2 separate regions of the Homo sapiens genome follow, and region 1 is linked to region 2. The links are chromatin contacts, found by Hi-C or POLR2A ChIA-PET in ENCODE. All regions are on one chromosome and are shown on one strand. The core of a region is the stretch at or near the end of the contact, and the rest is flanking DNA. Distances in the headings are between cores, read along the strand shown. Region 1 holds the start of ACOX3 (acyl-CoA oxidase 3, pristanoyl). Region 2 holds the start of MRFAP1 (Morf4 family associated protein 1).

Region 1 (5,668 bases), core at 2,936-5,435, 1.8 Mb after region 2:
CATTTGCAGCAGTACTAAGAGGCACTTCTGCAGAGGCTAAGAGGTAGTAGAAAAAAAGCAATTAATATAAAAAAGATTTCAGAAGTGCTTCAAGGAGCTGACAAGAGCCTAAGTCAGTTTTATAAGAGACTCTGTAAAGCATTCTGGCTTTACATCCTATTTAACCCTGAGGCTGGTGGCTCACGCCTATAATCCCAGCCCTTTGGAAGGCCGAGGTGGGCAGATCAAGAGGTCAGGAGATCGAGACCATCCTGGCTAACATGGTGAAACCCTGTCTCTACTAAAAAAAAAAAAACACAAAAAAATTAGCTGGGCGTGGTGGCGGGTAGCTGTAGTCCCAGCTACTCGGGAGGCTGAGGCAGGAGAATTGTGTGAACCTGGGAGGTGGAGTTTGCAGTGAGCCGAGATCACACCACTGCACTCCAGCCTTGGCAACAGAGCGAGACTCCATCTCAAAAAAAAAAAAAAAATCAGCATATATATATATTCGAAAAAATATATATAAATATATATATACAAATATATGTAAATATATAGAAATATATACACGTAAATATATATATTTACATATATATGTAAAAAAATATATGTAAATATATATATAAATATATATATAGTGAATACTTCGTTTGTAAAGCAAGCCCAGGGTAACATCAAGCAGAAGCTACAGGCATGAATATCACCCAGTCTATAAAAGTGGCCACCAAGGCGTATGTTAGCTGTGACCAAGGAACAAAACAGGAAAGAGCAAAAGCAACAAGTGCGGCAGCTAGGCACGCCAAGGGTTAAATTCCTCTCCCCGGCTCAGCTCTATCTAGAAAAAAAGAGGAGGCTAGAGACCGGTGCCAAGAGAAGAGCAAAACAAAAAGAAAGACTCACAGTAAGTGTAAAAAAGAGAATCAGAAGAAAATGGGAGAGACAGCAGTGCGCGGGGGCAGGGCCTGTGCCACTGCCTGGCCCCGCCAGGTGGCCATAGAAGCAGGAGAACTCAGGAAGGAAAAAGAAAAACAAAGACTTAAGGAAAAAGGCCAATCTGTTAGCAACAGCTCTTATAAAAAGAGAGATTAGCAATGCGAGAGGACGTGGACACGGATGTAGACGTGGAAGAAGTCAAGTTAGGCAAGGATTCGAGAGCCGGCCAAGGCTAGAGAGACATTAATGTGTGAGATGAAAAAAGAAAGGACACTAGAAGGGTGAATGTTCAGAAGGCAATAAAAGAAATGGCCAAGGCTGCAAGACAAAGAGGCCATTGGCCAAGGGCTGCCGCACCTTGGAGGAACCAAATACTGATCTGATCAGGCTGGCAGGAGCTAAAGAATGTAAAGACTAGGGCAGACTAGGCACCTTCTTATTAGGCTCCCAGGAGCCCATTGTCACATTAGAAGTTAAAAGCAGCAGGATTCTGCCATATCTGGATTCCAATTTCTCACTGATGGCTAAGCCACTAGATAGAGTTACAAAGGGGGGAAAGAAAAAGAACCCCTCCTCTAAGAAACTTAAACAGGAAAAAGAGCCATACCTTGTGAAAACTTGCTTATAGACTTTACAGAACTGCCTCATGCTGGAGGCTATCGGTACATGCTAGTGCTTGTTTGCACCTTTCCAGGGTAAGTTAAAGTTTTCCCCACCAGGACAGAAAAAGTACAAGAAGTGACTAAAGTATTGTTAAAAGACATTATCCCCAGGTTTAGACTGCCTCTAACTTTAAAGTCAGACAATAGGCCAGCATTTGTAGCTGAAATAGGGCAGGATTTAACAAGACTGTTAAAAATAAAATGGAAGTTACACACAGCCTATTGGCTGCAAAGTTCAAGAAAAAGTGGAGTGCATGAACTGGACACTCGAGCAGCTACTGAAAAAAATATTGCCAGGAAATTCATTTAAGATAAAATCAGGCTTTTGCCTATGGTCCTCCTTCAAGTCAGCTGCACCCTCACCAAACAAACTAGGTATTTACCCTATAAGATTTTGTTCGGTCGGCCACCCCCAAATCACAGGTCAAATTAAAGGTGACCTCCAAGAACTAAAGGAATTAACCTTAAGAAAGCAAATGCAGATTTTAGAAATAGCCATACAAAGTGTTTATAATTAAATACATAAAAATGCCTATAAGCCTGACACCCCTTTAAATCTAGTGACTCTGTTTAAGTTAAAAAGTAAAATCTAATTTTTCTAGGACCCATATAGGATGGGCCTTATACTGTAATCTTTTCCACTCCCACTGCTGTTAAAAGTTGCAGGTGTTGTGTCTTAGATCCATCACAGTCAGCTAACACTGGCAGCTCAGGACAAGTAGACCAGCCAGCAGGACACAGATCTTCCTACCCGGCTGATTCGGAGACGAGACCAAGCTGTTGCTGAGGACGACAGCCCTGCTCTGGTCACTCCGGAGGCTGACCAGTCTACACACGGCTGAAGCTTGAAGAAACAACAAGCCCGGCTCTAGTCACGCACTGGCAGCTGAATAGTCTACGCATGGCCGAAGCTTGAGGACTTGTCAAGCAAGTAAACGTAGTTAAAAATCTTAAGACTAATAGTTTTCCTGTAATACTGTTTTCCTATTGTTCTGTCACTGTATTCAATCTTTTTCCCAGGTAAGGACCTCTTTTGTCCTTGCTGGATACAAATATGCTGTATATTGTTTTGTTATTGTTACCCCCCATAACCATGCTAGAAGAAACACCTATATAAGGTGTCCCCATTGTACACATACTACTTAGTCAGGAAACCCAGACCCGTCCAGCCCAGCAACAATTCCGAGTCTTTAAGTCATTCTTTAAACACATAAACCAGAAGTTACAAGAGCCTCCTCCTTTAGCAAAACAAACAAACAACCTATTTGCTCAGCTGGCTGAAAACATTGCCAGCAGCCTAGACGTTTCTTCATGTTATGTTTATAAAAAGGCTAACATGAGAGACCAATGGCCTTGAGAAGCAAAAGATTTAATGCCTCAAGATTACTTTAACTCTTTCCCCAAGCAGATGCCAAGTTCAAGCATTTGGCTCTTAAAAACTCCTATTATTAAGAAATACTGTGTTGCTTGCTAGGAAAAAAGCTTTTAAGACCCAGTAAAAAAACTAACCTGCTTAGGACATGACAAAGTTGGCACATGTGCCTGTACTGGTTTAACACAGGTTTGATCCTAGGTCTTTATTTAAAAGATAGTTTCCAGCTATAAGAGAATTTAAAACCCTCACTGCAAGTGTATTACATAAAACACTATCACTCTGTCTCCCAAAGAGACTCAAAGTAAAAATAAAAGCGAGAACTCCCACTAATTTGTGAAAATTCTCAAAGGAAGGGATAAGGAGACCACTACTACTCCTGCTGCCCTCCTCCCTGCCACCTTGCCTAGTTCATAAGACAGGAGGAAAAGAGAGAAAGCAAAAAGTTAGAAAGAAACAAAAGTCAGATAAATAGCCAGACAACCTTGGCACCACCACGTGGCCCTAGGAGTTAAAAAAAATAATAATAATAACATCAACCCCCGACCTAAACTACTTGTGTTATCTGTAAATTCCAGACATTGTATGAAAAAAGCATTGCAAAACTTTCTGTTCTGTTAGCTGATTCATGTAGCCCCCAGTCACGTTTCCCATGCTTGCTCAATTTATCACGACCCTTTCACGTGGACCCTTAAAGTCGTAAGCCTTTAAACAGGCCAAGAATTTCTTTTTTGGGGAGCTCAGCTCTTAAGACGCAAGTCTGCCGATGCTCCCGGCCGAATAAACCTCTTTCTTCTTTAATCCGGTGTCTGAGGAGTTTTGTCTGTGGCTTGTCCTGCTACAGTAGGTGACAGATGACTTTCATCCCTCATGGGACAACGTTACATCATTCTTATGAAACAGCCATGGCTGCACTCAGACTTAGGAAGGCACTGGCTGTAATGCCAGCACTAAAAGCAAACCAGAACCCAAGTGGAGAAAAGTTAGCTTTCATAAGAGGACTCATCTTTTACGTTCACAAACTTAGGCTCCCTGACTTTTATCGGTAATCAGTACTGAGGACAATGCGTTCCACACCCGCTGGCTGGCTGATGTTTGATTCTGTAACTATACCACGCCCAGAATTCTCTCAAAAGGGAATAAAACACAGGTCAAATTCCTCACCCACACACTCCACAGTTCAACCCCTGCCAGGGAAACCAAAAGCAGGAAAGGATCTCCAGCGGCGCCATTCTCATTTCCGGTCCCAGCACCCCGCCTCCATGACGTCAACGCGCCGCGCCACCGGGCTGCGTCATCTCGGCGCGCCGCTGCCAGGGCTGTACACCTGCTGGCTGCCATGGCTGAGGTGGGCCGTACCGGGATCAGCTACCCAGGCGCGCTTCTCCCACAGGGCTTCTGGGCTGCGGTCGAAGTGTGGCTGGAGAGGCCGCAGGTGGCAAACAAACGGCTTTGCGGCGCCCGCCTGGAGGCCCGCTGGAGCGCCGCCCTGCCCTGCGCGGAGGCCCGCGGCCCCGGGACTAGCGCAGGCTCGGAGCAGAAGGAGCGGGGTCCGGGACCCGGCCAGGGTTCCCCCGGAGGGGGCCCGGGTCCCAGGTCGCTATCAGGACCCGAGCAGGGCACGGCATGTTGCGAACTTGAGGAGGCCCAGGGCCAGTGCCAGCAAGAGGAGGCACAGAGGGAAGCCGCCTCAGTGCCCCTGAGGGACTCCGGGCACCCCGGCCATGCTGAAGGAAGGGAGGGCGACTTCCCCGCCGCAGATCTGGATTCGCTTTGGGAGGATTTCTCCCAAAGTCTCGCCCGTGGCAATTCGGAGTTGCTGGCCTTCCTCACCAGCTCCGGGGCGGGATCGCAGCCAGAGGCGCAGCGTGAGCTCGACGTGGTTCTCAGAACCGTCATCCCGAAAACTAGCCCACATTGCCCCCTTACAACTCCCAGGAGGGAAATAGTCGTGCAAGGTAAGAGTGTTTTGATAGTGGACGGATATGATTAGATAAAAAAGCATTCATAGAACCTCGGGTCAATGAAAAAGTCCTAAGGGTACTAGTTCCTCTGCGATGTCCTAGGGAGGTTGTTAGGTGTTTCATAGTTTTTTGAGTGGGCGCATAGAAATGTGTGTCCTTAGTACAGAAGATGGGATAATTGATTGGGGTGGTGTCTGGAAGGCTTCAAAGAGACAGTGAAGGACTAGCTGGATATTGCGTAATACCTAGGAGTTTAGCAGGTAAAGCTGTAGGTGTAAAAGTGTTGGGGACCAGCCTCAACACCACCCGTAGGGTACTCAAAGTCCGGTGGCGACGAAGGAATGAGACGAGACAGGTTAAGAGTGCATAAAGATTGGGGGCCAGGGGGCCAATTGCAAAATGGAGGCTGCCAAAGCCTGGGAGCTCTGGTCTCCACACTATTGAGTACAATCACTTAGATCTAAGAAGCGGACGTTCGGGGCGAAAGGGTGAAAGGGAGACAGTGCATCATACATGTCATCTATAGCAGTGGCGGTTTAAATGAATCTCCTTTGTGCTCAAACAGCGTTATCTTTAACTTGTCGGAGAATAACCAGTGGGAGCGTGCTTAACTAGGAGCCTGCATGTCTGACCACATTGTAGTGATTCAAAGGAGTGTCTTTCTCCTTGAACACAGTGTTTATAGGTAAGACAGTAGGTCTCGCCCAGAGCATGGGAACATCATGACAATAAGAAGGCTTTCCTCCTCAGAGGCCTCT
Region 2 (5,535 bases), core at 1,245-3,744:
GGAACATCACACTCTGGGGACTGTTGTGGGGTGGGGGGAGGGGGGAGGCATAGCATTAGGAGATATACCTAATGCTAAATGACGAGTTAATGGGTGTAGCACACCAGAATGGCACATGTATACATATGTAACTAACCAGCACATTGTGCACATGTACCCTAAAACTTAAAGTATAATAATAATAAAAAAAATGAAAGAAATGTGAAAAAAAAAAAGAAAGTTTATTTTGCCAAGGTTAAGGACACACACCCATGACATGGCCTCAGGAGGTCCTGATGACATGTGCCCAAGGTGGTTGGGGTACAGCTTAGTTTTATACATTTTAGGGAGACATGGGACATCAATCAATATATGTAAGATGTACATTGGTTTGGTCCAGACAGGCCAGACAACTTGAAGCAGGGCAGGGGCTTTCAGTTAATAGGTAGATAAGAGACAAACAGTTGCATTCTTTTGAGTTTCTGATTGGCCTTTCCAAAGGAGGCAGTCAGAGATGCATCTATCTCAGTGAGCAGATGGGTGGCTCCGAGTTCTGTCATTTGTCCACAAGGAATTTCCTTGTGAGGGAGGTAGGTAGCTTTTTAATCTTAGTAGCTATCTTTTTTAGGAATAGAATGGGAGGCAGGTTTGCCTGATGCAGTTCCCAGCTTGACTGTCCCCTTTGGTTTAGTGATTATGGGGTCCCAAGATTTATTTTCCTTTCACACAAGCCCCAAAGTTGGGTTTTTACAAGAGCAACCAAAATATTAAGAACCTGAGAAAAGTCAAAACAAAACATATACTTACGTTTCTCTGAATCCTTAATTCTGCTGTAGTCAAAACTGTGATGTGTCCCTTTACCTTGAAAATGGAAGCCAAATCCATGGGATTTATGTAAGCTGGATTTCTGAAAAGTTTATTGATGTTTGGGAATGGGACAACAAGCTAGGAAATTAACGTATCTCTCCTCATTCTGTGTTGAGTGGATGTTAAGGCAAATTTACCAATATGCGCCAAGCTCTGCCCAGGGCGTTAGGGCATTAAGGCCACAGAGCTAAGACCCCAAAGAGCCTAGGATCCAGTGGAAGGGCTCAGAGGCTCTGGACAGCGCCTTGCACCACACACTGAACATGGGTCTGCTGGGGCCTCAGGACGGAGCAGCCAGGCTCCACCTTGGGGTGTGGGGAGGCCGGTTTGGTGAAAAGACACCCAGACCCTTCTGACTGTCATCCAAGGAAGAAGGAAAACTACTCTTTAAAAAGGCAGAAAGGGCCAGGCGCACGGCTCATGCCTGTAATCTCTGCACTTTGGGAGGCCCGAAGTGGAAGGATCACTTGAGGCCAGAAGATCAAGGCTGCAGTGAGCCATGATCCCACCACTGGACTCCAGCCTGGGCGACAGACCGAGACCCTGCCTCAATAAAAAAAAAAAACTTTTTAAATAATAATAAGTAAATAAGGCCCGGCACGGTGGCTTACGCCTGTAATCCCAGCACTTTGGGAGGCCGAGGTGGATGGATCACGAGGTCAGGAGATCGAGACCATCCTGGCTAACACGGTGAAACCCCGTCTCTACTAAAAATACAAAAAATTAGCCGGGTGCGGTGGCAGGCGCCTGTAGTCCCAGCTACTCGCGAGGCTGAGGCAGGAGAATGGTGTGAACCCCGGAGGTGGAGTTTGCAGTGAGCCGAGATCGTGCCACTGCACTCCAGCCTGGGCGATAGAGCCAGACTCTGTCTCCAAAAAAAAAAAAAAAAAAAGTAAATAAAACGGCTGAGGGGACTCAGGTCCCCCTGCGTGAAAGGAAGGGGCTTTAAGCGTCCACCTGGGGTAGCTGCATTATCACGTAGGATCCTCCTCTTCTAGTGTGGAAGGCCCTTTTTAATTTTCATTTATATTTTATTTATTTATTTTGCGACGGAGTCTCACTCTGATGCACAGGCTGGAGAGCAGTGGCGCGATATGGGCTCACTGCAACCTCCGCCTCCCGTTTTCAAACGATTGTCTCAGCCTCCCAAGCAGCTGGGGTTACACGCGTGCAACACGACGCCCGGCTAATTTTTGTATTTTTGGTAGAGACGGGGTCTCGCCATGTCGGCCAGGCTGGTCTCGAATTCCTGACCTCAAGCCATCCACCCACCTCGCCTCCCAACGTGCTGAGATTACAGGCGTGAGCCACCGCGCCTGGGAAGTGCGGGAGGCCTTTTTAAAAAATGTAAACTCGCGTGCTCAAGAAGCCCTATCGGAGGGAAACACCCAGAAGAGGCCACCCTCCAAACACAGGGTAAAACAGGGGTGACGCACAGAGGTAACGGGAAAGCAGGAACGAGCGAGAGCGTGCGGTCCCGTACCTGCGCGTGCCTGCGTGCGCGTCCGTGCGGCCGCGACGCCGCCGCCGGTGCCTCTCTTTCTAGACGTGCGCGCGCCCGCAGCTCGCCCCCCTGACCGTAAAGAGGCCCGGCTGTGTCGTGAAAGGGGCCGCAACGCGCAGAGCGCTGGTTGACGGCCGGGACTCCATTTTGTTCGCCGTTACTCTGCGCGTAAGTCGCTTGTCCGTGGCTTCTCTGAGAAGAAAAGTTGAAAAAGGGTAAAAGTTTTCAGGAATATTCGGGCTCTCTATTGCTAAGCATAGCGAGTGTCGGTTTTCTCTCTCCAACAGACATCGCTATTGCGGTTCCGAGGCAGTGGGAAGAGATGCGGCCCCTGGACATCGTCGAGCTGGCGGAACCGGAGGAAGTGGAGGTGCTGGAGCCCGAGGAGGATTTCGAGCAGTTTCTGCTCCCGGTCATCAACGAGATGCGCGAGGACATCGCGTCGCTGACGCGCGAGCACGGGCGGGCGTACCTGCGGAACCGGAGCAAGCTGTGGGAGATGGACAATATGCTCATCCAGATCAAAACGCAGGTGGAGGCCTCGGAGGAGAGCGCCCTCAACCACCTCCAGAACCCGGGCGACGCGGCCGAGGGCCGGGCGGCCAAGAGGTGCGAGAAGGCCGAGGAGAAGGCCAAGGAGATTGCGAAGATGGCAGAGATGCTGGTGGAGCTGGTCCGGCGGATAGAGAAGAGCGAGTCGTCGTGAGCGCGGTCGGCGGTAAGTCGGGCACCCGCGCCAGGCCGAGGAGCGGCCCCAGCTTGGCCGCTCTTCGAGAGCGATGATTTCATCGAGATGCACCGGAATCGGGGGTGGGGCGGGAGAATAAAGGCGTGCTCGGGTCAGGGCCGATCTGGGCCCCGTCTTCGTGTTTTGTTTTTTGACGGTGGCGGCGTGGGATAATCAGAGTGGCCGGGTTTGGGCGTGATGCGTGTTCAGTGGAAGGGTCATAAATCTCAGAGTCGCCAAGGAAACAGAAACGGACAAGGTCCCGGGCCGTCCAGCAAGCGGGGGTGGAAATAGAGGATTTTCGGGGAAGACGTTGGACAAGTCAACGTTGCTAGAGACTGGAGTGAGTCAGGTGGTGGCCAGAAGAGGTGGCGTCCTGCACAGTGGCGTTCGTGAGGGTTTGGGGGTCGTTGTGCCTGGGATTAACCTCTCGATGATGAATTTCTTCCCATTGTGCTTTAGGTTTCCAGCCAATGGATTCTGGTCAACTGGTGGAGATTGGCTGACACCCTGGAGAAGCCGAAACCAGAGAGCCTTTTGTTTTCTCTTTTTTCCTGTCTATGCTCTGTCTCACTTAACACTACGTTTTCTGCTATGGTCTGTGGTTGATGACCTCAATATGAGTTTCGATTGTTAACGTGTTTTTGTTTGGGAAGTAATTTTGTTTGAAAATGCTCTCACATACAGGAATTAGGGCCTAGATTGTAAGCTCTTGCAGCAGTCACATTTGTTCCCGGGCTTTGGTGGTTATTTCTAAATTTTTGAGGTGCTTTGCTATTTCTTGTGTGACCTGATAGCTCCCTGGAACTTTGGGTCTGTGTGTGACACATGAGACTCACAGTTGGAGTTCTCCAGCTCTGGAGGTGCTGAAGGAGCTGCATTAATTCTGGAAGACGACTCCATGCAGCAACTACTGAAGAAAGGACCAGACTTCAACGGGGAGTGTGGATGGGCCGACCTGGCTGGGACTCGTGAATCTGGAGAAGAGCTGGAGAATGGATAGTATTGTCTGTATTTGGAGACTTTAATTTCTGTGTGAGACCAAAGGAGGAGAGATGTGTTTTGTTCAAAATTTAAATTTGTTGTGGTACACTATCTTATGTAACCTGTCTGGTGAGTTTGTTTGGACAACCTAACTCAGCTTTATTTGACATGGAACCTAAAATAGAAGATAAGATCTTGATATTCTGTACAAGTTGATGTAATACCCTGATGCGTTTTAGAGGACTTGGCATAAAATGAAAGATTGGCAAAGGCCCTTGAGGGGCTTGGGGATGACAGTATGGAACTGTCTGCATTGGACCCTAAACTGGACTAGAAGAGGCATCTTCAAGGTTCATACGTTGTCCAGCTGTAAGTTCATTTGAGTAGCAGACCTAACAAATATTTGAGGTCAGAACCCTACCATGTTAAAACAAACAAAAACTTACCATGTTAATAAAAGTATTCATTTGCTTGAAAAGACGAAAGACCTAAAAGGTTATTGAGAAATGTTAGTCCTTTAAGAATGAAATCTGCTGTCTCCCAGATGGTTCTCACTGTCAAATGGAGGGTGAACATCTTAACGGTTTCTGAGGCTCTTAGTCTCTAATCAAAGGGAAGCTTTCTCTCTCTGCTGTTGGGAACCGGGTGAGGAAGAAACACACTTGGTTCTTAGTGTGGGAAGAAACCACATGTAATCCTGTGGTCCAGGCCTCTGCCTTCAGAGAGCCAAAGCACCTTCAGTCTTTCCAATTGGAACATTGTTTTCTAGGCCTTGCACTGGGAATATAGCGATTACAGTTGCAGGGTGAGGGATGACATAGAGGAGATGTGATACCCCACCCTCCTTCCAGATTGAAGCCTTTCTGCCTCAGCTGCTAGAAGTGTTGCTGACAAACACCCTTCAGCTGGTTAGCCCTCTGGGCAGTGCCTTTTCAGAGGAGAGCTGCGTTAGCCAAAGTCATGCCCTTTTCCCTGGGTAGCCTACATCTAGTGAGTAATGGGCTGGAAATCTCAGGTCGCTATTTCTCTTACCCCAATTTGGGACAACTTTGAGGGACATGGTGGCTTCTGAGCTTGTGGGGTCTGCTGAGGCTTTTGTTAGGATTACATCACGCAGCCCACCTCCTCCCCCGTCCCAGCCTTGCATTCCTCCTCTTCCACAAGTGTTAATCCCTAAAAAACGTGCATCTAGTTTTCATCTTGGAGTCCACTTTCTGGGCAACCTAGTTGGTAGAAATCAAACAAAGCCATGTGTCCCTAGCACTAATAAAGATAGAATGTCCCAGGAGAACACTTGAGGGGGAGGTCTAGGAAAGCTTTCCAGAGCAAGTAACTCTTTCAGAGCTTGGCCTTGAAAGAGGAGCACAGCTTCCGAGGTCAGGAAGAGCAGGAGAGGCATGCTAGGCACAGGAAACAATGGAAGATGTTCAAGGTTTTCTGTGTGAGTTCCACACAGAGGAGGGAGAAGAAATGT

Evidence for each region. Hi-C counts contacts between places; a loop is a spot of excess contacts on that map. ChIA-PET counts read pairs that join two places held with the same protein, here RNA polymerase II (POLR2A). Pooled maps may share reads with other maps.
Region 1: a map with no recorded cell type shows a loop between it and region 2 (9-fold over the local background). The contact joins the promoter of ACOX3 here to the promoter of MRFAP1 in region 2. A Hi-C loop is called at or near these places in 2 of 37 single-sample maps with no recorded cell type and 8 of 50 pooled maps. POLR2A ChIA-PET finds 5 or more read pairs at or near these places in 1 of 52 experiments (MCF 10A).

What each region holds. Positions count from the first base shown.
Region 1 is chr4:8,436,538-8,442,205 of GRCh38, forward strand. ACOX3 (acyl-CoA oxidase 3, pristanoyl) reads right to left here and starts at 4,186. Exons shown (of 18, transcript NM_003501.3): 1 at 4,111-4,186. TRMT44 (tRNA methyltransferase 44 homolog) reads left to right here and starts at 4,240. Exons shown (of 11, transcript NM_152544.3): 1 at 4,240-4,904. The coding sequence starts at 4,286. RefSeq lists enhancers at 4,074-4,313, 4,132-4,865 and silencers at 4,334-4,543, 4,594-4,653.
Region 2 is chr4:6,638,191-6,643,725 of GRCh38, forward strand. MRFAP1 (Morf4 family associated protein 1) reads left to right here and starts at 2,495. Exons shown (of 2, transcript NM_033296.3): 1 at 2,495-3,068; 2 at 3,540-4,539. The coding sequence starts at 2,673. The coding sequence ends at 3,056. LOC124900653 (a long non-coding RNA gene) reads right to left here and starts at 2,431. Exons shown (of 2, transcript XR_007058007.1): 1 at 2,330-2,431; 2 at 1-840. RefSeq lists an enhancer at 695-1,489 and a silencer at 3,463-3,532.